Linked DNA regions of Mus musculus: all the other regions are linked to region 2. Evidence: chromatin loops called from intact Hi-C (ENCODE). Cell type or tissue: left cerebral cortex. All regions are shown on one strand. Region 1 has its middle 15 kb from the start of Gm36169. Region 2 overlaps Gm36063 (a long non-coding RNA gene). Region 3 has its middle 19 kb from the start of Gm36001.

What was found. A loop is a pair of places that touch in the nucleus more often than their neighbours do. Peaks named below come from ENCODE experiments on the same cell type or tissue, not always from the same donor. Only the 100,000 strongest peaks of a DNase experiment are listed, where the experiment ranks them.
Region 1: it touches region 2 in a loop (5-fold over the local background); 7 of 42 quality-filtered maps call a loop at or near these places.
Region 3: a loop joins it to region 2, with 8 times the contacts of the local background. A loop is called at or near these places in 2 of 42 quality-filtered maps.

The regions. Positions count from the first base shown.
Region 1 is chr16:90,688,879-90,696,878 of GRCm38, forward strand. No RefSeq gene overlaps it. Among named protein-coding and RNA genes, the nearest start is that of Gm36169, 15 kb to the left of the region's middle. In left cerebral cortex, CTCF peaks have their summits at 4,138, 4,338 and 6,019 (motif pointing right); DNase peaks (open chromatin) are centred at 3,998, 6,084, 6,400 and 7,593; H3K27ac peaks cover 2,625 bases.
Region 2 is chr16:90,618,532-90,626,531 of GRCm38, forward strand. The region is part of intron 1 of Gm36063 (a long non-coding RNA gene); the gene reads right to left. Among named protein-coding and RNA genes, the nearest start is that of Gm36063, 5.0 kb to the right of the region's middle. In left cerebral cortex, CTCF peaks have their summits at 3,565 and 6,983; DNase peaks (open chromatin) are centred at 3,706 and 5,635; H3K4me3 peaks cover 243 bases; H3K27ac peaks cover 3,126 bases.
Region 3 is chr16:90,565,943-90,573,942 of GRCm38, forward strand. No RefSeq gene overlaps it. Among named protein-coding and RNA genes, the nearest start is that of Gm36001, 19 kb to the left of the region's middle. In left cerebral cortex, no CTCF peak of the experiment used is centred here; DNase peaks (open chromatin) are centred at 891, 4,089, 5,236 and 5,754; H3K27ac peaks cover 1,652 bases.

The DNA of each region.
Region 1 (8,000 bases), 70 kb after region 2:
CTTTGATGGAGGCACACACTCCTACTGCCTCAGGCCTTCTCACCCCTACTGTGTGATGCTTTCCAGCTTTGGAAGATTCACCTGTATGTCAATCAAGGCTTCGACCAGCAGCATGTGGGAAGGGACAAAAGAGAAAGAGTGTCCCTTCCTGTGGGAGGGCCACCCGGGGTCATCTATTGCTTTAGCTCGGGTTTTAATGACTAAAAGGTTAAATGTTGCCATACATCCTTGCAAGGAACGATGAGGAACAGGGGTTTTATCTGGAAGCTACAGTCTGTCCACAAATTGAACATGTTACTGCTATGAAGGAAGAAAATGGTGGCTATAGGGGACCAGCTAGTGGGAGGCAGATTGTACTGCTTCCTATCTCAGCAATATGCAGCAAATGATGGTGAAAAATAGCGTCTCCATGGAGATCTCCACATCCTACTTCCCTCTTATGATGTCCCCTTCCTTGCCATCGACTTGCTTGGACCAATGAAATCACAGCAGGAATGATGCAGGTCACTTTCAGGCAGAGTCTATAAAAGCAGGCACATGGCTCATAGTCTCTTCCCTGATCAAGAAACCAGAGAGGGATCCCGTAAGATGGCAGACAGGCTCTATCAATCTCAGAGCTACAGATGAGCTATGTACAGAGCTACACTGACCCGGATGGGCATCGGCAAGAATGATGGATAGGTTGTGTTGTTTTGGCCTGGTTATTGGTGTGCCCATAGCCTACTCAAGCCTAGCCTGCCAGCAACAGTAATACGTCTTCTGCCAGCAGCCTGATGGTAGAATCTTTATTCAAACTGTGCATCCCTTTATCATAAGCACACTAGTACTAGGGGCTGTCTGCCTCAGTTTGAGAGAGAATGCCCTCCATAGGCATATACGCTTGCATGCTTTGTCTCCAACTGAGTTGTTTGGAAGGATTGGGAGGTGTGTCCTTGTTGTAGGAGGTGTGTCCTTGTTGTAGGAGGTGTGTCCTTGTTGTAGGAGGTGTGTCCTTGTTGTAGGAGGTGTGTCCTTGTTGTAGGAGGTGTGTCCTTGTTGTAGGAGGTGTGTCCTTGTTGTAGGAGGTGTGTCCTTGTTGGAGGAGGTGTGTCCTTGTTGGAGGAGGTGTGTCCTTGTTGGAGGAGGTGTGTTGTTGGGGGTGGGCTTTGAAGTTTCAAAAGTCCACAAGGGACCTAGTCTCTGCCCACCCCCACAACACACACACACACACACACACACACACACACACACACACACGTACACGCACACGCACACGCACGCACACACGCACACACGCACCGCCCTCTGCCTTGCAGCCTGTGGATCAGGATGTAAAGTGTTCTCTCTCTCTCTCTCTCTCTCTCTCTCTCTCTCTCTCTCTCTCTCTCTGTCTCTCTCATCTCTCTCTCTCTCTCTCCTACTGCTCAGTGCCTTGCTGATCCGCTTCCCGCCATGATAATAGACTCACCCTCTCAAACTGCAAGCAAGCCCCAATTAAATGCTCTATTTTCTAAGAGTCGCTTCGGTTATGGCGTCTCTTCACAGCAATAGAACCGTAACTAAGTCGTTGGTGTTTACTGAATGTTTGCAGTGAGCCCATTCCGTTAATAACTTAACATAATGAAAATCATTTCAACCTCACTTGGAGAATGCTTCCCACGGTTTTCCTTCAAAGTTGGCCACACAGACGCACAGAAGCTGCTGTTACTTCAAGCAGCTTGTCTGATGGAGTTGTATATAAGAAAGGCATTTCAGGGCACTAAAGTGTGTGCATTAGTGCGTTTTCTAACTTTAGTTTTTCACAAATGGAGAACCAAACAAACAACCAAAAAAACAAAAAAACCACCCAAGATGCTCCTGATCATTATCCCATAATGTTAATGATATTACTGACAATATCCGACTTCCGATTAGATGGACAGTGGGAAGACTTTGTGAATGAGAGGAAAACAGCCACATCGATTCCTTAAGTGGTTGTCCAGTGGCTTCAAGGAGTCCCTGGGGACACTACTGCCTTTCACATTCATGCACTTCAATCTTTTTTTTTTTTTAAAGATTTATTTATTTATTATATGTAAGTATACTGTAGCTGTCTTCAGACACACCAGAAGAGGGAGTCAGATCTTGTTACAGATGGTTGTGAGCCACCATGTGGTTGCTGGGATTTGAACTCTGGACCTTCGGAAGAACAGTCGGGTGCTCTTACCCACTGAGCCATCTCACCAGCCCTGCACTTCAATCTTTATGATCTTTTTCTCACAGCTACAGAAAGGCTGCCACTGCCCTAACTACCGTCTTCATGTGAGAAGACAACATTTTACCAAAAAAAGAAAGGAGAAAACCTGAAAGTAAGGCTTAGCAAAATTAACATTTACATAGTGCAATGATGTTATGAATAATTCTTTTTTTTGTCAGTGAATTTTGTTCTTTCACGCTTTCATACACGTTCACTCAGTACCTCTTACCTCTTCAGCTCCCCTCTAGCCCCATCAGTGCCACACACACACACACACACACACACACACTCCTCCCTATAAATCTCTTTCTCCTAGTCACTGGTTCTGGTTTCATGTCTCACAGAGTTTAGTATGGTGGTCAGTGTGGTCCTGAGTTTGCAACTAGCCAGCAGAGCCTGGTGCACATTGGACACCATGCTTCCCCCTTTCCCAGACTGTTGGTTAATAACAGCGCAGCAGTGTGTGGCAGAGCCGTATCTTCCATTGTGAAGAGTCCCTATCTTCAATTTCTTCTTGGGGCACAGATGGAGTCCTTGGATGATAGTGTAACAGCTGCTTGCAGGCACACCCAGAGGAGTTCCTTCCGGGAACCAAGTATTAAGTGTTATTGGCTTTTTACTTTTTATCTTTTCTCATGAAAAGGGGGGAGCCAAGAACAGGGAGAAGGATATTTTACTTGAGATTAAGTTGAAATCATTTATGCAATGTTTGATTCCCAGAGACAGCTTTCCAGTTGGCCTAAAAAAAAATTCTTCAGAGGCTACATAAATAAGGTTACCTTAAATCCTTCAGAGGCTGGCTCACCCCAATAAGGTTAGATAAAAATATAAAAGCCGGGGCTGGAGAGATGGATCGACGGTTAGGAATGGTTGTGGAATATCCAGACTCTGCTCCGATTACCCACGTAGTGGCCCACAGCCACCTGTACCTCCAGCACCAGGGGATCTAATGTCGTCTTCTTTCCTCTGTGGGAACCGGGCACAAATGTGTTGCACATACGTATGTGTAGGCAAAACTAATACTCATACAGTAAAACTCATACAATAGGACTGAGTAAATCTTTGTGTTAACTTTGGTAGCACATAGACTAAAACTTGGAACCATCCAGAAAATAGCCTGTCCTCTATGCAAAGATGCTGCAAAAATCCATAGAGCATTCCATGAGAAAGAGACGGACAGACAGACAGACAGACTGTAATCATTCTCAGCCATGGACAGAACACTGAAGAACCCAGGGTTGTGGTAGGCACCCACAGTACCAAGTACTTAGCAGGCTGAGGCAGGAGCATGGCCTAAACCTCCTGGATTCAGGATAGTCTGCCCAAAACACCATCTCAAAAACAAGGGTTGGAAAGATAGCTTGACAGTTCAAACCCTGTACTTCTCTTGCAACGGATCATTGTCTGGTTCACAGCATCATGTCCGAAGACTCATGTCTGCTCATAACTTCATCTCCAGGGGCATCTGGCACCCTTGTCAGTCTTCCAGGGGTACCCCTCATTCACACATACACACCCCCACATAAACACTCACAATTAAAAATCAAAACAAAATCTCTGCATGTTAAAACACAACAAAAAAAAAGTCAAATTAGAAAGTAGAATCCCATCGCTAAGACCTTTTAAAGCTGTCCTGTGGGTTATTCATAAGACTCTCACTGTGAAAGGCTCCCAGGACAGGGCTGGCACTGCCTGGCATGTGGGAGCCACCTTGAAATAGAAATGAGATCTTTGACTGAGTCACCAGAGGCTTTTAAAATATTCTGGCCCCAAAAGAGCCACACAGAGAAAGAATACAGGCTGGGACACAGCCCAGCTGGAGTCTGCCCTCGGGGTTGGCATTTGTTGCTGCTGCTATTAGAAGAGGAAGAAGGCAGGAGCTCCAGAGAGCCCTCTGTGGAAGGGAAGCTCTGCGGGCCGGGCACAGCAGTGACATGCTGAGGGCACTTTCCTGAGGAGAAAATATTCAGTGCTTTCAAAGAGAACTACAGTGTGAGCTGACTGAAAGGGACTCTCGGGTTAGTCCCACTGTGCCTCCCGAGCCACGGACTTGGGCTTCTTTTTGACAATGCGCAAAGAAAGGAAGCCGCAGCTGGGGAAATGAACGTCTGTAACGGTGCCAGAGCTGTGGTCCAGCTGTTTGGGGACCTGTGAGAAAAAAAGAGGCCCCGGTCTGTGGGAAGCACGCAGAGATGTCTATGCCACCATGGCGAGATGTGGAGAGAAATGAGCCAGTACTGTGCCTACATGGGAATTAAATTGTCCCCCAAAATCCATCGGGTGACACCTGGTCCGCAGCGTGACGGCACTAAGAGATCTGCCCTTTGGGAGGTGATTGTGCTGAAAAATAGAGCCCTCCGAAGGCTCTGTGTCCTTGTGAGAGCCTGGAAGACTACAGTTTGACCTGCCATCATGGCGGCCACAGTAAGGCAACGTCTTCCATGAATCAGGAAGTGGGCGCACACCAGATACTGAATCTTCCACCATTTGGATATTGCACTTCCAGCCTCTAGAGCAGAGAGAAACAATTTTTGCTGTTGTTTATAAGCCCCCCAGCCTATGGTGGTGTGTCTTAATAGCAGCCCAAAAGGATTAAGACAGGGACCTTGGGCAAAGCCAAAGAATAGAAAGAGATGGTTTCACCACCTGTAACATGATGACCGCAAGGGCATATGGGTACTTGTGAGGGTTAAGTAAGACTTGAGTGTACAGTAAATGTTTGCTTCTGTCCTCTTTGCTCCAGGAACCCAATCCTGTCTGTAAGTGGTCTGTACACACTCCATATGCAAGTAGATAGGACGAAGTACCATCCGAGATGCTTGGAAATGCCATTCGTTATTAGGTTTCTTTTTTAATTGTGTAGTCAAGACAATGTGCATTATCACTTTTCAGTGAACTGCCACAACAAAGTATATTTACACCCGTCTTCCTTGGATTTATTTATTGTTCAAGTTCTTCTCGAAGCTGCTGTAATACCCAGAATTTCGAACTCTTAGTCATGGTTCAGTTCCGGATGTAGCTCGCTTGGCACAGTGCTTGCCTAGTAATTCAGTACGGTGCCCAGTACTGTACTAACTAGGCATAGTGGGACATCCTTGTAAGCCCAGCACTTAGGAGATAGAGGCAGGAAAATCAGGGGTTCAATGCCATTGTTGACTATACAGCAAGTTCCAGGCCACCTTGAGCTACATAAAACCTATTTAAAATAAACACCGGACGCCGAAGCTTTGCATGGCTCTTCTGGGAAGCTTGACATATGCCCATTAAATATTTAGACTTTTCTTTCTTTTTATTTTTTAAATGGAGGCCTGTCATGTTGCTAAAAATGTAGTCCTGTTCCTTATGCAATAATCCCTTGAAGCCACACTTAAACACTGCAGCTGTATTTGACTTTTGAATAGTCCACCGTTAGATACACGTCTAGCCAGAGCTTCATGACCCAACACTGTTGTTCTCAAAGTTCCTGCACACAGCATTTATCTGTTCACTGTTTTTATACGCAGTTTTGTGGCTCTGAAGATTAAGCATAGAGATAATTGGGTTTGGGTTTAGGTAAATAGTTTGGTATGATTGTCTTGAAAGTAAAATGTCAAATTCTTCACCACACAAAGGAAATACATTTAAACTGCAGGTAAGGTTTCAGTGGAGTCCCACCTTCCTCGAGAAAGAGAGCATCTACCTGGTTGACAGAAATACTCAAGAAAGGGGCAGAGGCCAGACACAGTAATCAGACATTCAGGGCCAGCCCCATCCATATACCAAGTCTACGGTCAAAGGTCAAGCTGAGTTGCACGATGCCCTGTAGGTGGCGGTAGTGAGAAAGGATAAGAGAGCCAGTTACCACAGATGGGCACCAAGTGGCAACTTAAAAATCATCGCTCTCTATGATTCAGTCTTCTGAAGATAGTGGGCTAGACTGTGTGCTATATTCCGAGTGAGGTTAGCACCCATCATATCAACGTTGGTGACGAGCTGATGGGTGGGGGTGGCTCGCTGCCCCACCTCACCATGTAAAGTGGTAATATCTTCGTGCAAGCACTCTGATGTTCACCCAGTGGTGGAATCGCCTAATTCAGCATTTTGCTGAACATGTTTATGTCATTGAGCAACACACCACCACGTTCCCCTGACTTTAAAAGGAAAGAACATGGGGTTTCTGAGAATTTAGACTCGGGGCCAGCTTTTCCAATCTTGTCGACTGTCTACTGCACCAGACTGTCGGAAGCAGAGACGTGAGAAACTGAACATCTGAGAAGGAACTGGGAGTTCTCCGGATGGCTTCCTGGTGCCCCTCCTCCCCTTGATGGGGAGGAGATGAGACGTACACATGTCAACTCCAGCAGCTCAGTACTATCAGAAGCAAAAGTTAACTGTGGGATGGGAGGTGCCTCAGCGGTAAAGGGCAAGTCTAACATGCATAGATTCCTGGATTCAAAATCACTCCCCCTCCCTCCTTCCCCTTCTCTCTGTTTCTGTCTTTCTCTGTCTCTCTCTTTTTGTTTGTGTGTCTCTGTGTGTGAGTTTGTATCTCTCTCTCTGTGTCTCTCATTGTGTGTCTGTGTCCCTATCGATATGTCTCTGTCTCTCTCTGTATATCTCTGTCTCTCTATGTGTCTCTTTTTGTGTTTCTTTCTGTGTTTATGTCTCTCTGTCTCTCTTTCTCTGTGTCTGTGTGTGTTTGTATCTCTGTGTGTGTGTGTCTCTAATGTATGTGTCTGTGTCCCTATCTGTCTCTGTTTCTGTGTGTGTGTCTGTGTCTTTCTCTGTCTGTATCTCTGTCTGTTTCTGTGTCTCTCTGTTTCTGTGTCTCTCTGTCTTCCCTCTGTCTCTGTCTCTTTTTCTCTCTCTCTCCAAACCCACCTTATTTTGCTGCTTTCATGACCCACAGAAGGTCAGGGATGGTTTCTTATCAATTCTTTAGCAGGAACACGCATCACAGCTGCAAGGGCGACCTCATAGGGACCGTTTCCTAACAAAGGCCAGAACCCGGCCACCCCCATCCCACAGAATGCCTCAGAGATGCCTGGCTGTGGAAGCAGTGCCTACTCTGCCTTTCACAGCATTTTAAATAGAATAGAATAGGTAAATTTAGGTACAAAAATATATTATTTTCCCCATAGGACTTAACATAATTAGTTCATTTTGATGGAGGGGGAGGAAATGCAGCCCAGGACTATCTGTTTTCTCTAGAACTGTGCCATACAAAAAAGAAAAGAGAGGGGAAAAAAAAAACTCCCCACCAGCGCAGCATAGAAAAACGTCTCGGCCCCTCATTTGTGAAATAGTCGCCATGGGAGCAAAGAACTTTCTCTTGTGACTCCTTTAGAATGCAGGCTGCATGCAGCCAGTGAACCCTTATTCATTTTAGGCAACAAATCTTGGGTCCCTGCTAGGCAGAGGGCCATGTGGCCCACATAGAAGAAGAAACACCGAGTCCTCGGCCTCCTGAAGCTGCTGCGCTGTGGTGCTGTGATGCACATGGGCAGCAAAGACCCAGAGGTGGAAGACTGAGTGCCTGCTACCAGCTGAGTCCTAAGACGTGACTCAACTATACTCTGCTGCATCTACCTCTCCATGGCAAAGCCAGAATGAAACCGGGGACCTAGACACAGACTCCCACAGGAGCCAGGAGTGAGAGCAGATGAGCGAGGGCCAGCCCACCCAAGAATGGTGTTGGAGCAGCTGGGCCACCACCAGCAGCCACAACAGGAATAGTTCACCTACCCCAAACCTCACACCTGATGCAGGTCGATCATTAACTCAAGAACAGGAAACTCTCGACATA
Region 2 (8,000 bases):
ATAATGGGCAGTTGGTACCAGGGCTCCTTGGGTCACCCCCCGCACGCCTGTCATCTTCCAGTAGGTGACAGCCTCCTCCTTGGACAGAAGGTGGTGTCCCAGCTTAGAGAATCTGATGACGTGACATCACTTTACCCCTTCCAGTTACTTAAAGGAAGTCACAAGTCCAGCCTGGTTTCCAGAAATAGACTTGGAGTTTTTTTTTTTTTTTTTTTTTTTTGGTTTTTTGAGACAGGGTTTTTCTGTGTAGCCCTGGCTGTCCTGGAACTCACTTTGTAGACCTGGCTGGCCTCGAACTCAGAAATCCGCCTGCCTCTGCCTCCTGAATGCTGGGATTAAAGGCGTGCGCCACCACGCCCGGCTGGAGATACTTCTTGAGCATCAAAGACTTATGCCACACCGAGTCTCCTTATACTTGGAGTTGATTGGTGCTGTTGTCTATTATTTTAGCTCAACAGTTAGTCAGAATGCCAAGACATCCACACGGGAAAACTCGCAGCACAGACCAATCTCCCGCACAGGCATGCACGGCTCAGAGAAGGGCAGAAATTAGAACAGCTCCATCCTGAAGAGGCTCCTGGAGTTTATTTGTGGGTAAGAATCACTGACATATCATCCATGTTGTACAGTATCCCAGCAGCATCCGTGTGAACCCTCACAAAAGGCGGCATGGGGTGGCCAACACACAGTACAGTGTAACTCGGCCAATATTAGCAACTGAACGGAGGCATCATTGTTGATCCAATTTCACAGGAAAGAAAAGGAAACTAAGGCCCAGAGAGGTTATATGAGCAGCCCAGGGTCACAAGGGGAGCTGCCATAGAGTTAGTTTTGGCCACTATATAGACAAGAAAACTGGGGTTCCTAAAAAGACCTTGCTAACAAAACTGAACTAAGACCCCTGCCTAAACTGAGTTCTGGTCTGGGCTTGAACATACTGGGTTGCCTCAAGAGAAGGAATATTCTAGAGTCTTCCAGAAAGAAAAGACTCGTTTCTGTGATGAGGCAGACCAAGGCATTCAGACCTTAGTGAGGCTACGCAAACACGGAGCAGAGTAGACATTTGTTTAAAAGTGGATGAGACTAGACCGTTGTGCAGTATTCCTATGACAGAAATGGAGTGGGAGAGACGGCACACACTTGGGGCACACAGCTGTTTCCTGTCTGTTTGGATGGTTGATTTCTGGTCCATAAAGAGAATGGACTACTTCCTGTCTGCAGCAAACATGGACATCTTTATGGGAATCTTGTGTAAACACTGGCAGGGGGCTGCTGGGATGCCCTTTGAAATTAGATTCTCGTGTCACCTCATATTCCCAGCTGGAACGTCTGTCGCCCTAGCTGACCTGGAACTGAGAAGGGGCAAATCTAGAAACCTCTCCCATGGCAGCCTAACCCACAGCAGAGAGGGACTTTCCCAGGCCTTTTTATGCCTAGCCTCGGGCCTTATTGTGAGTTCTAGCTTTGTCTTGGACAGAAACAGAAAAGCCATCGACAAGAGACTCTCTGGTCTGTGCTTGGAGAGACAAGTAGACTTTGGCAATGTGCCTGCCATGTTCTAGAAAATTCCCCAGGAGCCCGAGGGATGTGGCCATGGTCAGACAGAGCTGGAAGGGACAAAGTGACCACAGAGAAAGGAGCTCGGACAGAGACTCTGGAATGTGGAAGAATCACAGGATTGACCTGCCTAAGAAGAACGCTATCACTGACCTCTCAGGTGGAGAGGCTTCGCCTCCCACACTGGCCTCTGGCACTGTGGGGGTTTGAATATGTTTGGTCCAGGGAGTGGCACTATTGGGAGGTGTGGCCTTGTTGGAGGAAGTGTGTCACTGTGGGTGTGGGTTTTGAGCGCTTCCTCCTAGCTGCCTGAGGATACCAGTCTTCTGACTGCAGTCAGATGAAGATGTAGAGCTCTCAGCTCCCCCAGCGCCATGCCTGCCTGGATGCTGCCATGTTCCCACTTTGATGATAAAGGATGATAATGGACAGGTTCCCTCTGACCTATAAGCCAGCCCCAATTAAATGTTGTCCTTATAAGAGTTGCCTTGGTCATGGTGTCTCTTCACAGCAATGGAAACCCTAAGACAGGGACCCTGGGCTCAGCTCATGCCTCTCTTTAAATGCTCTGCATCTCTGTTGATGCTTCCATGAGCCCAGGTGCTAGTGATGATGAGTAGGAATAAGGATGGACAAGAAGGGTCGCCAGAGAGAACGGGTCCCGGCTGGCTACAAAATTCCCATGAGTACAAGATGCCCTGGGACAGCAGTGTGAGCTTCTGGGTAATCTCTCCCTGAGCAGCACCCCAAGCCTCTGTGGAACAGAGTGACGAGGCACCTCCCTCTGCATCTCCTCTGTGCTCGCCTCTCTCTCCGACTCTTCCTCTGTTTCTCTCAAGTACTATCTCACTCTTGCTCTCTCTCTTGCTCCTCTCTCTTCTCTTTTCTGTCTCTCACTCTCTGTCTATCGCTCTCTCTGCCTGTCTCTCTCGAGTGCGATCTCTCTCCTCTTTCCTCTCCTCTCTCTCTCTCTCTCTCTCTCTCTCTCTTTCTCTCTCTCTTTCTCTCGCTCTCATTCTCACTGGGTCAGCATTCTTTCAGTTGCCAAGTTACTGCCCCATAAGCCCTTCCACTGTCAGAACTTGAACATAGAAGAGGAAGGTGTCATTGGAAACCAGGACATCTTCCAGTCTCTGTCCCTTCTCCTTTCTCCCTCCTCCCCCTTCTCCACACCTTCCTTGTCAGCCATCTGATCTTGGGGCTCGATAAACCGTAAGCGTGTGCATGTGGTTGGGTGGATGGGTCACACATCCATCAGAGGCCTCTGGCTTTCTGTTCATAAGATCCCTTCAGACTGGATCACTTTTGATTTTTCTTCTCCAGTGCTCAGGATTTCTACCTTCCAAAAAAATATGCTCAGGCTACTAGAGCATGTTAGAAATATTTGACCTTTTGAGTTTCCATGGAGACCTCAAAGAACCTAATATCCCCAAGGGACTGAAGGGTTCCAATATCAAACATGGAGGGTCCCCAAAGAAAAATCTTCCAGCAGTAAGTTCAAGTTGGTCCACCTTGCCCAGAGTTGCTCCAACCACTAGAAAATTCTTGAAGCTCTCAAAGTGTAATCTCCAAAGGGATACAGGCCCTTGGCGATTGTAAGGGACCAGATGTCACAGGTGAACTACCAGAACCCCATTTACTGGAGGACTGTGCCTCTGGGGAGCTGGGAGTGGCTCACTTCATCAGAGCCAAACAGGAGATGTGGGCCAGCTCACTCCAGACTTTTCACAATTCAGCATTTTCCTGTTGCCTCGGGAATTCCTGGCAAGTTGGGGCTTTGTCCAGGACCTCCTTCTCTCCAGAGGTTGCCTGCATGCTGCAGCCTGCAGCCTGCAGAAAAGCTATCTAGAAGCTCCCCACTGAGGGGACGTCATCCAACGGTCATTTGGCTCTGTTTTCCCTAAGTCCTCACAGTGGGGACTGACAGTGTTCACTGTTCATATTTTACTGAGGAAAAAAAAAAAGTGCCCATCACCTCACTCCCAGAAAATCAAATGCTGCTTTCCCTGCTGGCGGAACAGCACGCTCTGACAATCCCCACTGAGCAGAGCCAGAGTGATTCATGCTCAGTATTTAGACGAAAGACCAACATATGCTGGGCACATGTGCGGGGAGTCGGCCATGTTGCCAAGCTGCGTCCTGAGAACGGCCCACTCAAAAGAAAGTTCCTTATTTCACCCTCTGCCCAAAACAGAAACTCATATCAGTTCTGCCACCTAAATAGAGCAGCCGTAGGCCTTGGCATTTTGGAAAGGCTGCTTGGAGGCACGGGACGCTCCTTTGAAATCAGACCACAGAAGGGCAAGTAGGATTTATAGAAACTGAATGAGCCCCATTACCTAAGAATAAAAGAACCCAGATTCTAAAAACACAGCAGCACTCTTTTCTAGCCGGGCCCCCGTGTTTTTGTGCCAATGGGATGCTGAGAAATCTGTGCCTTATAAAGATGTTTCTGTGGTCCTTGCCACAAAGAAACTGATTTCTAAGCATCGTTTAAAATAGCTGACAGCCCCTGGTACAGGGTACTCCATCTGAGAGGCACGGTCACAGAGAATGGGACCCAGAGGTTGGAGCTGGGTGGGTCTCTGGCTGTATTTGAAAGGCAGTTGAAGTGTTTACAGTCTTGAGGTAAGATGGCATTTGCAAGAAGCCTCCTTACTTCAAGACAAAGATGCTGAAACCAACACTTGTCCTGAGACACAGGAAGTTCACAAGAAACACATTCCAGTTGCTCCCTTGGGGGGTGGCCGTGGTCCCTCACATTCTCTTCATACTTAATTGGAGAAAATGAGGCGGAGATACAGCTCCGGGGTCTGAATTATGCAATTAAATATGAATCCTTGTTCAGTTCCTCTCCCCGACTCTCAGGCAAAAGCTTCGACAGTCTGTAGGAACAGACTGTTGTCAGGCAATCCTAATGGTCAGGTTGACTGGCGTCGCCTAGGTAACACCTGAGTCTAACACAGTGGAATGCACTGTGACCACCTGTCTTTGGCTCCTGCCATGCCAGCACCTCCTCTTGCAAGGACAGATTTCAGCCCTCAAACCTCCCCTTCCTTAAACTCTTTTTGTTGGTTTTTTTTGTCACAGCGATGAGAAAAGTAGCCATGCCCATGTCCTGTGCCAGTGGAAATGGACTTGGTTTCTGGGCAGAGGAGGTTTAGATACCAAGGGGACAGTGATGTTCCTCCCCCTGGACATTTCCACCACCCCCCCCCCCCCAAATCTTTCTACAGCTTTACAAAAATCCTCACACAAACCAGACCTCCTCTCCTATTAGTCAAGTCCAGGACTGGGTTCTCATAGTAAGTTCCACAGTACACACACACACACACACACACACACACACAGAGAGAGAGAGAGAGAGAGAGAGAGAGAGAGAGAGAGAGAGAGAGAGAGAAATGTGCACATAACCTAATTCCCAGAAGCCGTGAAACAGACCATGTTTGGAAAACTAGGCTTTACTAAACTAAGGCATCTGAGATGATAGGGGTTATTCTAGAGCATCTAGGTGAGCCCTAAACACCAGCATGGTATCCATTTAAGACATTTAATTAAGGAGATTTAGTACAAAGCAAGAGGAAAGGGGGGATGGGAGGGAAGTAGCCACAAATGCCAAGGAGAGCCAGCAGCCGCCAGCAGGTGAGGTACAAGATGCTGATGAGGCTCTGCTTGTATTCCTGGCCTGCAGGCCTCCGGGCATCTAATCATTCTTATCCTATCTGGATTCTGTTCCATGTGACTAGGAGTTAAACTGTACTCCATCCCAACCCTCCACACACAGGCACACAACCTCCTTTGGGAAACACACTGGAACTGTATCCAAACCATCCCAAAAATGTCCTGGGTTGAGCCAATCAATTAAGTTTCAAGATAAGACTTAGACTGTGACAGTCTTCGAGGCAACTGAGAGAAGTTTCGGAGAGGAGGAAAGGCTGGGAGGTGGACTTTGGAGCTTAAACGTCTGGCAAAGGAAACTCAGCAGCAGAGAGCGGACAGCTAGCAAGCATGCGTAACAGGGATGACGACATCGGGGAGTCTCCGCCCCTCTTCTGGACTTCCTGGATGATGGGCACCCTGTAGTGAAAGAGCCAAGACTCGTTTTCTGGAAAGGGATAAATGAACACATTTTTGGCTTCCCAGGCTACAGAGTCTCCACTGTTACTACCTAACTGTGTCTTTGGAACACAAACCCGGCCTTAGACGACACATAAATGAACACGTGTGGCTGCGTTCCAGGAAAACTTAATTTACAAAAGCCGGCAGCGTGCCAGATGTAGCTCTTGGGAGCAGTGTGTTGACCCTTACTTTAGAATAATGCTTCTGGCGTCTCCCTCCTTTATGCTTCCCAAGGGGCCCATTAGGGCTGATGGGTGTGCTCTGCTGGAGAACTCAGGCCATTCTTCTCTGGGTTCTGCCTGCGTGTAGAGAGCCGCACCACACTGAAGTCATGGTGAGGCCAAAAGCTCTTTAGTGCAGTCAGTCACAGGTCTGGGAGCGAGCTTCCTTCAGAGCTGCAGTATCAGCAGGGCCACTCGGCTAAGAGGGTGACGTAACCATGGACAAGTTCGTCAAAATAAAAGAGCTGGGGGTTCCATCTACATGGTCCTTAGTATTCTACTCAGTTACTCTGAGCTCAGGATGGGGGATACAGCATATTGACCTCCTTCCTGGTCCCCCACAATGGTGGAAAGGGGGTGGGGGGATACTGTTCAGTTGAGATGCACTTTTGGTTGGATCCCAGTGTCTGTAATTTGCCACTCTTTTAGGAGGCCTGGGAAATACCAGGCATCAGTCAGGAACATCTCTTCTCTGCCAGATGAAAACACATGATGCCCGTGGGTAAGGCCCACTGCAGCCCATCCAACTACGATGGATTTGGGAAGTACAGTTGGGAAGAGATGCGCTTGGAGAGTCAACCTTGATGACTGTGGACGCTCTCTAGGGAGAGGCAGGGACTAAGTTTACTGTCATCCAGCCTCATTTTCAGAGGCTCACTCTCCCCATACCACAACATTAGATTCTTAGCAATTGCTCATAGTACTTGATGATTGATGCTGCTGCTGCTGTTGCTGCTGCTGCTGTTGCTGTTGCTGCTGCTGTGGTTATGGTGTTGTTGTTGTTGTTGTTGTTGGTGGTGGTGGTGGTGGTGGTGGTGGTGGTGGTGGTGGTGGTGATAATAATAATAATCGCCATCATTATCAACTGCAACAGCACCAGTAACAGCAGTAGTAGACAATGCAACATGCAAAGAAGGCAGCAATCAAAGTCACCTTAATCTTCCCCCGGGGATCATTGTTAGGTTTGGCATGTGTAACAGCTAGTCTTGTCAGCTCGATGGAGACAAACCTGTGGATGTCTGTGAGGGTGTTTTCAGAGCCAGTTCACCGGAAGAAAAACAAAAAACCCCACCCTGGATGAAGATGACATCACTCCACCGACAGGGGTCCTGGACTGCTTGAGAATGCAAAGTAGAGTGCCAGCATCTGGCCCTCTGGTGACACTGTGGATGCTGCCTCCAGCTCCTGCCCCCATGCCTTTCCCATTGTGATGGGCTGAGTCCTCACACTGCCCGCCAAAATAAACCCTCCCCGTTGAAGCTGTTTCTGCCAGGCATTTTGTCACAGCGAAGGGAAAAGGAACGCGCTCAGCACGTAGATGCAACGTGAGATCACAACGTCCACGCTGATTTGGAAGGGGCCTTTTTTGGCATTTAAACGATAACAAATGACATTGCCCGTCCCAGAGCAGAGCCCAGATCCTGATTTTTATTAATGACACACTTCATTTACTTGCTCCTCGATGGTTGGCTGTTGGACTCTTCCTGGGTTTCCCTCCACCCCACCCCACCCCCAGTACAATGCAAACAATACTGCAGCTAGCACTGTAGCTATTCAGGAAAGCACACCCTTAATTATTTACTTTAGCTAAAGTTCAAGAAGACAAGTATGACCGTAAATGGACTGAAAAAAAAAACTTTCAGAAAGTCTCATGTTCCACATCCTCCTATGGGGACCTTGACTTGGAGCCAGTGGATCCAAGTGAGAAGAGCAGCTTTGAGTTGTGCTTAGACAATTCCTGAATCAGCTGCTAGTACAGTCTGAAGACCTCTAAACACCCCAGGAGCCATAGTAACGTGTGATCTTTGCCTGGACCCCATCTGTCCTAGGTTCTGACGATGCTGGATGGAGATATCAACAACACAGAAACAACGGAGGTCTACCTGGATTCTAACCACTTAGAAGATAAGCAGAGAATATTCAAATACTGCTCCCCTGCACTGTGAAAGGTGGGGGGGATCCTGTCTCGCTCCCTCTTTCCTACATGTGTCTAACTCTGTAATTAGATCTTGGTCGAGTTCCCACGTGCTTTCTCTGAAAGGCCTCTCAGCTATTCAGAGTTTGGAGAAACAGGGGCCCGAGGAGAGGGGCTGAACCCTGGCT
Region 3 (8,000 bases), 53 kb before region 2:
GACTTCTCCAGGTTCTCAAATGTTCTGAAGCTCTTGGTGTCCAAGAAGAGGAGATGAAGAGGTCACTGGATCCCCATCACCTCCTTTTCATGGTGCAACTAGATGCTATTGTCACACAATCCATACAGATTTGTATGTACAAGAGAACATGCACATTGCATGTGGTGGGGGTTTACTAAAGACGGTGTGATCTGAACTGCCCCCTCCCCAATTCATAGGATCAAATCCTGCATTGTAGGTGACAATGAGAAGTGAGGCATTGGGGTGTGGGTTTTTCAGGATTAAAAGCAGCCTCCCTAGAAATACTTATTCTGCTATGAGATGCTAGAGTGAAAGATAGCCAGCAAGGAAGTGGGTTCCCATAAGATGTTGAGTTTGCTAGAATCTTGATCTTGGACTTGCCATTCTCCAGAGCTGTGTCTGTTACTTCAACCTTCATGGAGAGAGGATGTTCTACTTGGGATGAGTTCTAGAGAGAGCATCCTAACACTCTTATGAATTGTGTGTTTTTATCCTAAGTAGAATAAAGCACCCAATGGAGATTGATTAGAGTATTAGCTACAGATATTTTCAAAGTCTATATGCAAGAATCTTCCATCTTCGCCTTAGAGATCCTCAACATGCAGAAACTCCATCCCAAACTAACATGACTTAGCTATGGGAATGAGAAAGAGGAAGACTTTGGCTGCAACTCTTCTTCTCCAGGCAAGACAAGGATGGGGACAGACCCTGTTATTTGTGGTTTAACATGTGAGAGGTCTTCATGAGTAGCATTGGCTTCTCCATTTCCCTCCTCGAGGAGAAGGACAGCTTGTCCTCTCAGATGTTATCTGGGTGTCATCTGCTTGAGCACCTGGCTGCTGTGCCTGTCCATCATCACATGCAGAGCATCAGTTATTTTGGATATGATTGGCTTCTCTACAACTAGGCCAAGCTATATATACCCAGGCAACTTTCAGGTGTCCCGACTACTCATCATAACCAATGTGACTCAAGTACCAATGTGGCTGAAAAAAATGTTAAGTGGTTTTAGTTGGACCACTCAAGTCCTAGATTTTTTTTTTTAAATAATGAAACTCAATGAAAACAAGCTCCTGGAGTTGAGTCTTCTGGGAGTGACATTCTTCTTCATTGTAGCCCAACTTCTGCCCAGATTTTGGACCCTTGTCTCCTTTCACAGTTTTGAGACCACAGATTCAACCCTCTGATCTACGAGAGAGAGAGAGAGAGAGAGAGAGAGAGAGAGAGAGAGAGAGAGATCACACTGTGTTAGAAAAGAACTCCTATGTAGGCAATGACAATCTCAGGGAAGAGTTTTGACCTTTGCCCTTGGCTTATAAGAGGTTATACCTAAGGTTCATGAAGGGTTTATGAGATAACAATGTACTTGATTCCATAGGGGCCTTGATTGTACCCAAGAGCCCATGCTAGTGATGTGATTTATGGTGGGAGCATGTTGGAGACTGAAATACTCCACCCTCCAGGGAAGCTTCTTAAACCAGTGGGTAAACAAAATAGCTTCAGGAACTCCCTGAAACTGAACAGATTGACTAGGTCCCTCCTCTCATGAGAGTAAGCTATAAAAGCTGCCGAGAATCACGCTCAGACATTCCAAGCTACCAAGAAGACTCTGAAACCAGACCAGGGGCCCAGGAGAAGCAGGGACCAGCTGAGTTGCCTGGAAGAGATTTATAACAACTGAGTCACTTGGAAAGGACTGTTGAGCTGCCTTCAGGTTGTGTAGTGTGCTCCAGATTCCCAGCTCCTGTGAACTGTTACCCATGCTGTGGTGGGATTTGATGATGCCACTGTCTTAGAATCATTTCTGCTCCTGTAAGTAACCCCTCACCCAATAAAACTCATTGATTTATCAAATTGACTTTCATGATCTCGGTACTTTTGACTGTCATGGGCTCCCTATCTGGTGTGAATAGATGTGTATGTATACATGCATGCGTATGTGAGCATGTGAGCACATATGTGTGTGTGTGTGTGTGTGTGTGTGTGTGTGTGTGTGTGTGTGCCTGTTCCATCTCCTTAGGAAAACTCTTGTCACACAACCGAGCCCTAGATAGCTCAGTATCAGCCTGACTTGTGGAGACAGGGCATTCTTTCCCTTTCACAAATGATCAATTGAGTGTGTAGGACACCTCTACATGACTGCAAAGCATTTAGATGGAAGAGAGTTTCCTGGTTAATCACACCCGGGGTCACACAATGCACTGGGGAGAGACACAGGTGTTTTCCTGTGTCACCTGAGGATCTTGCATCCCTTGGTTGATCTGTAACTTCTTGCTGTTAAAAACCCTATGACCACAGTGACTTTTCTGAGCTCCATGAATCCTTCTGGCAAACTATGGAACCTGAGGGTGGCCTTGGGGACATCCAGTTGTTTTCAATATCAGAAATGAAGATGGCCCTGAGGACATTGAACTTTGTAACCTCCCAAGCAAAATAGTACCGCCCCGAGAAACAAAAGGAGCACCTCATCCCAACGTCCGCAGACATTTGCTCTTGCTCCCGTCCGATTGATGGGTCCCTTCTTGACTGCCTAGACTTAAAACGGTTCTTTTCCATGGTTCACCTCCTAGTGCTTTTGCACAAAAAGCAAAGATTCCATTTAATGGGCCCAGAGAAATCCACTGCTTATCGAGGACTTCAGGGGAGGCCGTGATAGAAATGAAGCAGAGCAAGAGGACCTCAGATTGCTCAGGAAAGAATTTTCTAAGAACCAGAAAGGACAGTTCTTCAGACTTCCTGAGAACAAACTATGGAACACCAGAGGGAGAATTAGGTACAGTGTTCAGTCATGATCGAGTTAATGCTTGAACTAAAGAATATTTAGAACAACATCATGTTTCCTTAAACCCCAAGTTAAAGATTAGAGAAGGGAAAGGAAGAGTCAGCAGTCTGAATCGATTCATCAAAGGCTAAACATGGGTTAATAAAATCACACTGTCAGAGTATCCTGGGAGGAATACAGTTATCTGTCTTCCAGATAGTCATGCAGGTTTAAAAGGAAAGGAGAGATAAATGCAAGTCTATGGGCCACCGGTGCTAAGCAAGCAAATATTATTTTGATCCAAATTATGCTATTCCATTGCATGAACAAAGAGCAAAGTAAATTCCACCATTAACCAGGTTAAGTGTTTTCCTACCAAGATATCTAAGATTGTTTAGTAAACATCTTGAAATAGTGAAGTTTGATGCTAATGAATTCAGAATTCATAGGAAGAATAAATATGGAAAAGAGATCTGAATATTAGATGGTTTGAATGACCCCATAGCATGAGTGGATATGCTGTAGATCTATATGTTCAGAATGCGACTTGTTTACCATGCCTAAAAGTAGACACATGAGAAATTTATGGTCTAAAAATGTGCTATTGATTCTACTATTGATTTGTTCTCTCATTCATTCATTCATTCATTCAATAAACTTTGCTTTAAGAATTATTTAATTTCAGAGTCCATATTTTGCTTCAAAATTTCAAAGGTGTGTAACAGGCTCACACTGGCTAAAGAACTTTGGGATCACTGGAGGTGTCCAGATTTCACAAGGTAAATGGTGTTCCAGAATGTTTGCGACATTGGTGGAGGTCACTCTTGTTATTTCTGAGCATGGGTCTCCTTATTCCTCAGCCTCCCTTAAGGTCACACGTGGCACTGTGACTCAGCTCTTCCAATAAAATATAGACAGAAGCTATGGCTAACCTTGCTGAGTCTGGACATTGGGAGATACACATCTCTCCTGCCTCCTGACAAACTTACCACATCTTCTGGGTTAATATTTCTGTATCATATTTCTGGTTCATTTCAGCCTACTGAAAATAAGCTCTCATATACAGATGCAGGGACATCCAGCTTACACAACACAGGAAGTTCACTCTGTCCTGCAAGACTTCAAATGGAGAGCTGTTGAACATTCAGTGAGCCAGAAAGCCCCGGTACTGGGAAGGACAGTTTCCCAGTCTTCATGATGCCCATCTGTCAATCAAAAGACAATGGCCCAATTTTGGTTCTAGACAAGAACAAGGCCTTTGAGCCTAGAGAATGATGGAGCAATGATCTGACAATCTGGAAGCAACAGAGTCCTTGCCCACAGGCCTGGCACCTTTGAATGGACAGATGGGACAGAACTGCCCACAAACCTGCCACACTTCCTTTGAGCTGTTATTTCTGAGGTTAAAAAAAATGCAAAAAAAAACCAACTATAATTTTAAAGCCATTTTATAAGATCTTTTTATTCATATTTACTGTGAAAATTTTGAAGTACAGTAGAGCTAAAAGAATTACACAGTGCATATCTATATACGCACAGGCCAAGTTACACTGTTAGCTATTCATGGTACTTTCCAATATCACATATCCTGCCATCTTTGCACCTGCCTATCCACCATCAATTTTTCTTCCATTTTTGGGAGAATTCCAAGAGAATGGCAAACATCTTATCCTGAACATTTTAGCCTGTATACTATTAAATAGATTCAATAAATTTTTTTCATTGGATAAAACATTTATATGTAATGTAATACACAAATCTTAGATGTGTGTTTGTTGAGTTTGAGAAATATTGTGCCCATGTAGCAGACACCTCTGTTCAGATTGAGACTACTCCATTTCTCAAGATCTCTTAGGCTACTTATGCTATAGCAACTTAGCTGCACTCTAAGTAGTATACAGTGAAATAACTTTAAGAATAGTTCTAGGAGATAAACACTTTTTTGTTTGTTTGAAACAGGGTCTCACATTGTATCCCAAGGCTGGCCTTGAACTCAGAATCTTCCTGGTTACATATACATTGACTATTGTTTGGTTATGAGCATCACTGACACTGTGGAACCTTTAAGAACAGTGGTGTAGAGGAAGGGAATCAGGCCAAGGGACTGCCACCCTCATGAAAACATGAATACTGTCCCATGGCAGTGTGTAAGCATTGTAGGATTGAATTAGCTTCTGAGAGAAGAAGTGGTGTAAGCCAGCCTAGCTCCTCCCCTGAATCCTTCTCCACCCATTCCCCCCACCGCAACCCCCATTCCCCTGCAAGTCCTCACTGCTGCAGTGACATACACAGGGCAGCCCTGAGCACACATGAGTTCTCACTGTGTCAACTACACAACTCTAACCCAAGCTAAGTCAATGCTGGCCCTGGGTCTCAAAGCTGCACACACTGGGCATTAGGTGGCTGTCTTTTTCTCTCTTTTTTGGTTTGGTTCAAAACTGAGGCAAACATTTTTAGTACAGCTCATGTGAATAAAATTACTTTTATAGATGTGAGCTAAAGATGTAAATTCCTATACAGCAGTCCCACTCTGAGGAGGTGTCCTAGAATATAGAAAGCATACTTATATATAACAAACTCAAATGAAAAAAAAGATGGCAGTGTATTGTTATGATAGCAATAGAAAGATACCCAGAAATGTCAGTGCTATATAGAGTAGCTGTTACATAAGCACTGTTTTATATCTGTACCTAAGATGTGTGGCACACAGAGAAGGTGAAAATTTTGTCTTATTTATCTTTAAATTAGCATACAAAGGCATGGGTTTCATAATGACATATTCATACATATATGCAATTTTATTTTGTTCTTATCTCTCATGGCTGAATAAAATTCTACTCTCTACGGTATCATAATTCCTTTATCCATTTGTCTTAGTTTAGGTTTCGTTGCTGTGAAGGGACATCATGACCAAGACAACTCTTATAAAGGCAAAACATTTCATTGGGTCTGGCTTACCGCTTCAGAGGTTCAGTCCATTACCGTCAGAGGGAAGCACAACAATATGCAGGCAGACATGGTGCTAGAAGATCCAAGAGTTCTATACTTGATCTGACGGCAGCCAGAAGGACACTTTCTTCTGCACTGGGCAGAGCTTAAGCATTAGCAGACCTCAAAGCCCACCCCCACAGTGACATGCTTCCTCTAACAAGACTATGTTTCCTCTGATAAGACCACACTTCCTAATAATGTCACGTCCCATGAGCCAAGCATATTCAAACCACCACACTTTTCATCTGTTAATGCCTGTCTAGACTGATTCCATAACTTCTTTATAGTGACTGGTGTTCTAATAAACATGAATGTTCAGGTGTATCTGTGGCATGCTAATTTGGAGTCCTTTGGGTACACAGCTAGGAGTGTTATAGATGGGTCATACCATAGCTCTAATTTTGATTTTTGTCTGTCTTTGTAGAGAATGGTGCACAGAAGAGCTTATCAGGAAGAAAAAAATATTAGCCATGCCTTGAGCCTCAGTGTTTGAAGACTGAGCTATATCTACTCCCAAAAGGCAGGGATTCCTGTATCATAAACTCAGGGCTTACAAAGTCAGAGAAATGAGATGTTGTAGCATTTGGAGGAGCTCAGTCTTTAGGGTAATGATGCAACAGTCATGAGAGTCATCACACATGTGTTAAGGTTCTAAGGATTTGATAATCAGAGTAGGTTTGGCCCCATAGGCAATGGATGGCCAACAAAGAAAATGTAAATAGGGAAGTGACATCATTAGATTTACATTTTAGGATACAACTCCAAGTGACACTGTTGACATAGAAAGAGGCATATAAAGAAGATATGGAAAATGAATAGATGGAATGCTACAGGCTTGAAGCAGCAACAGTTACTACAGAGGCCACTGAGTGATGCTGGAAGAGATTTCTTATCCTGGTTATTCCCCAAACTTCCAGCTTATGCTCTCAGGAGATTTCTGTGTACTTGGTGGTAGGGATTGTTATCATCTATCACAATATCCTTCGTTTTTCCCATAGTAATAGAAAGTTCAGTATCATCAACTCAGTTCAAGACTCTAGTGTTCAGCCTCCCTTGCAGCTATGTGTGACCACTGTCAGTGTGGGGAGCGGGTGTGGCGGCAGTCCCAAAGGCGCCAGGGACTGCAGCTAAGTCATATGACTTGCACCTGACTTCCTCATATAAGACACAAACATCTTGAGTGCTGCGCAGGTGTACCAGGATACAGGTGAATCCAATTTGGTGGAGATATGCCCCTGCTGCCCTGATTAGCTGAGGCTGCGTGCCTGGTGAGGCGGCGTGGCCTGCTGTGCGTGGATGAGAGTATAAAAGGAGTGAGAGGCCCAGGGTTCGGGGGAGATATAAACAAGGGAGATATAAAAACAAGGGAGATATAAACAAGGGAGATATAAACAGGAGATATAAAAACAGGGGAGATATAAACAGGGGAGATATAAACAAGGGAGATATAAACAAGGGAGATATATAGAGAAAGAAGAAACAGGACTGAATAAACGTGTGCAGAAGGATCCTGTTGCAGCGTCGTTCTTCCTGACTAGTTGAGTGCGCGCAAGAAGTGGTGCTGAAACCCGGGACAAGAAACATCTTCAGGCACAAGCGAAGACCCCCTGCTACAGGGAGGATTCAGAACTGCATCACGGGGAAGGAGTGGTTAATAAAAGTTCCCGTAAAACAGACTGTTGAGAAGGATCCGGCGTGGATTCAGAACTCTTCAGCTGGGGAACGGTACTGATGAAGAGAAAGAAGAGAGATGAAGACTGAATAAACTGCTGTTAGAAGGACTGGTGGTCGTGTCATGTCGTTCTTGCTGGTCGAGAGCGGACGAGACAATTGGTGGCAGGGGATCCGACTCCCCCACCGAGTTCAGAACTTTCAGCAGTCAGTGGTTGCAGGCAGGGTAAGTTCACGGTAAGTGAAACTTGCGACCCCAGGAGTTTGGGAAGGACCTCGGATAAAATTGAGGCAAGTATAAAGTTGCCAGGAAGGAGGCACAAAGTAATGATAAGGTTCCTGGCTTTGGGACAAGTTAAAGTTCCCGGTTTGGGGACAAGTTAAGGAACTATGATAACCTCGGTGTAGTGATCAATAGATCCTCGCTGTGTAGTTATGCTTTTTTCTCCCATTGACCCTTTGTGGGTAGGTCTGATAGTTTTGGTCTTGTTTGTTCTGATATATGGACTCTGTTACTGTTTGAAACTGTGTGTAGAGGCAGTCAAGACAGGTCAGA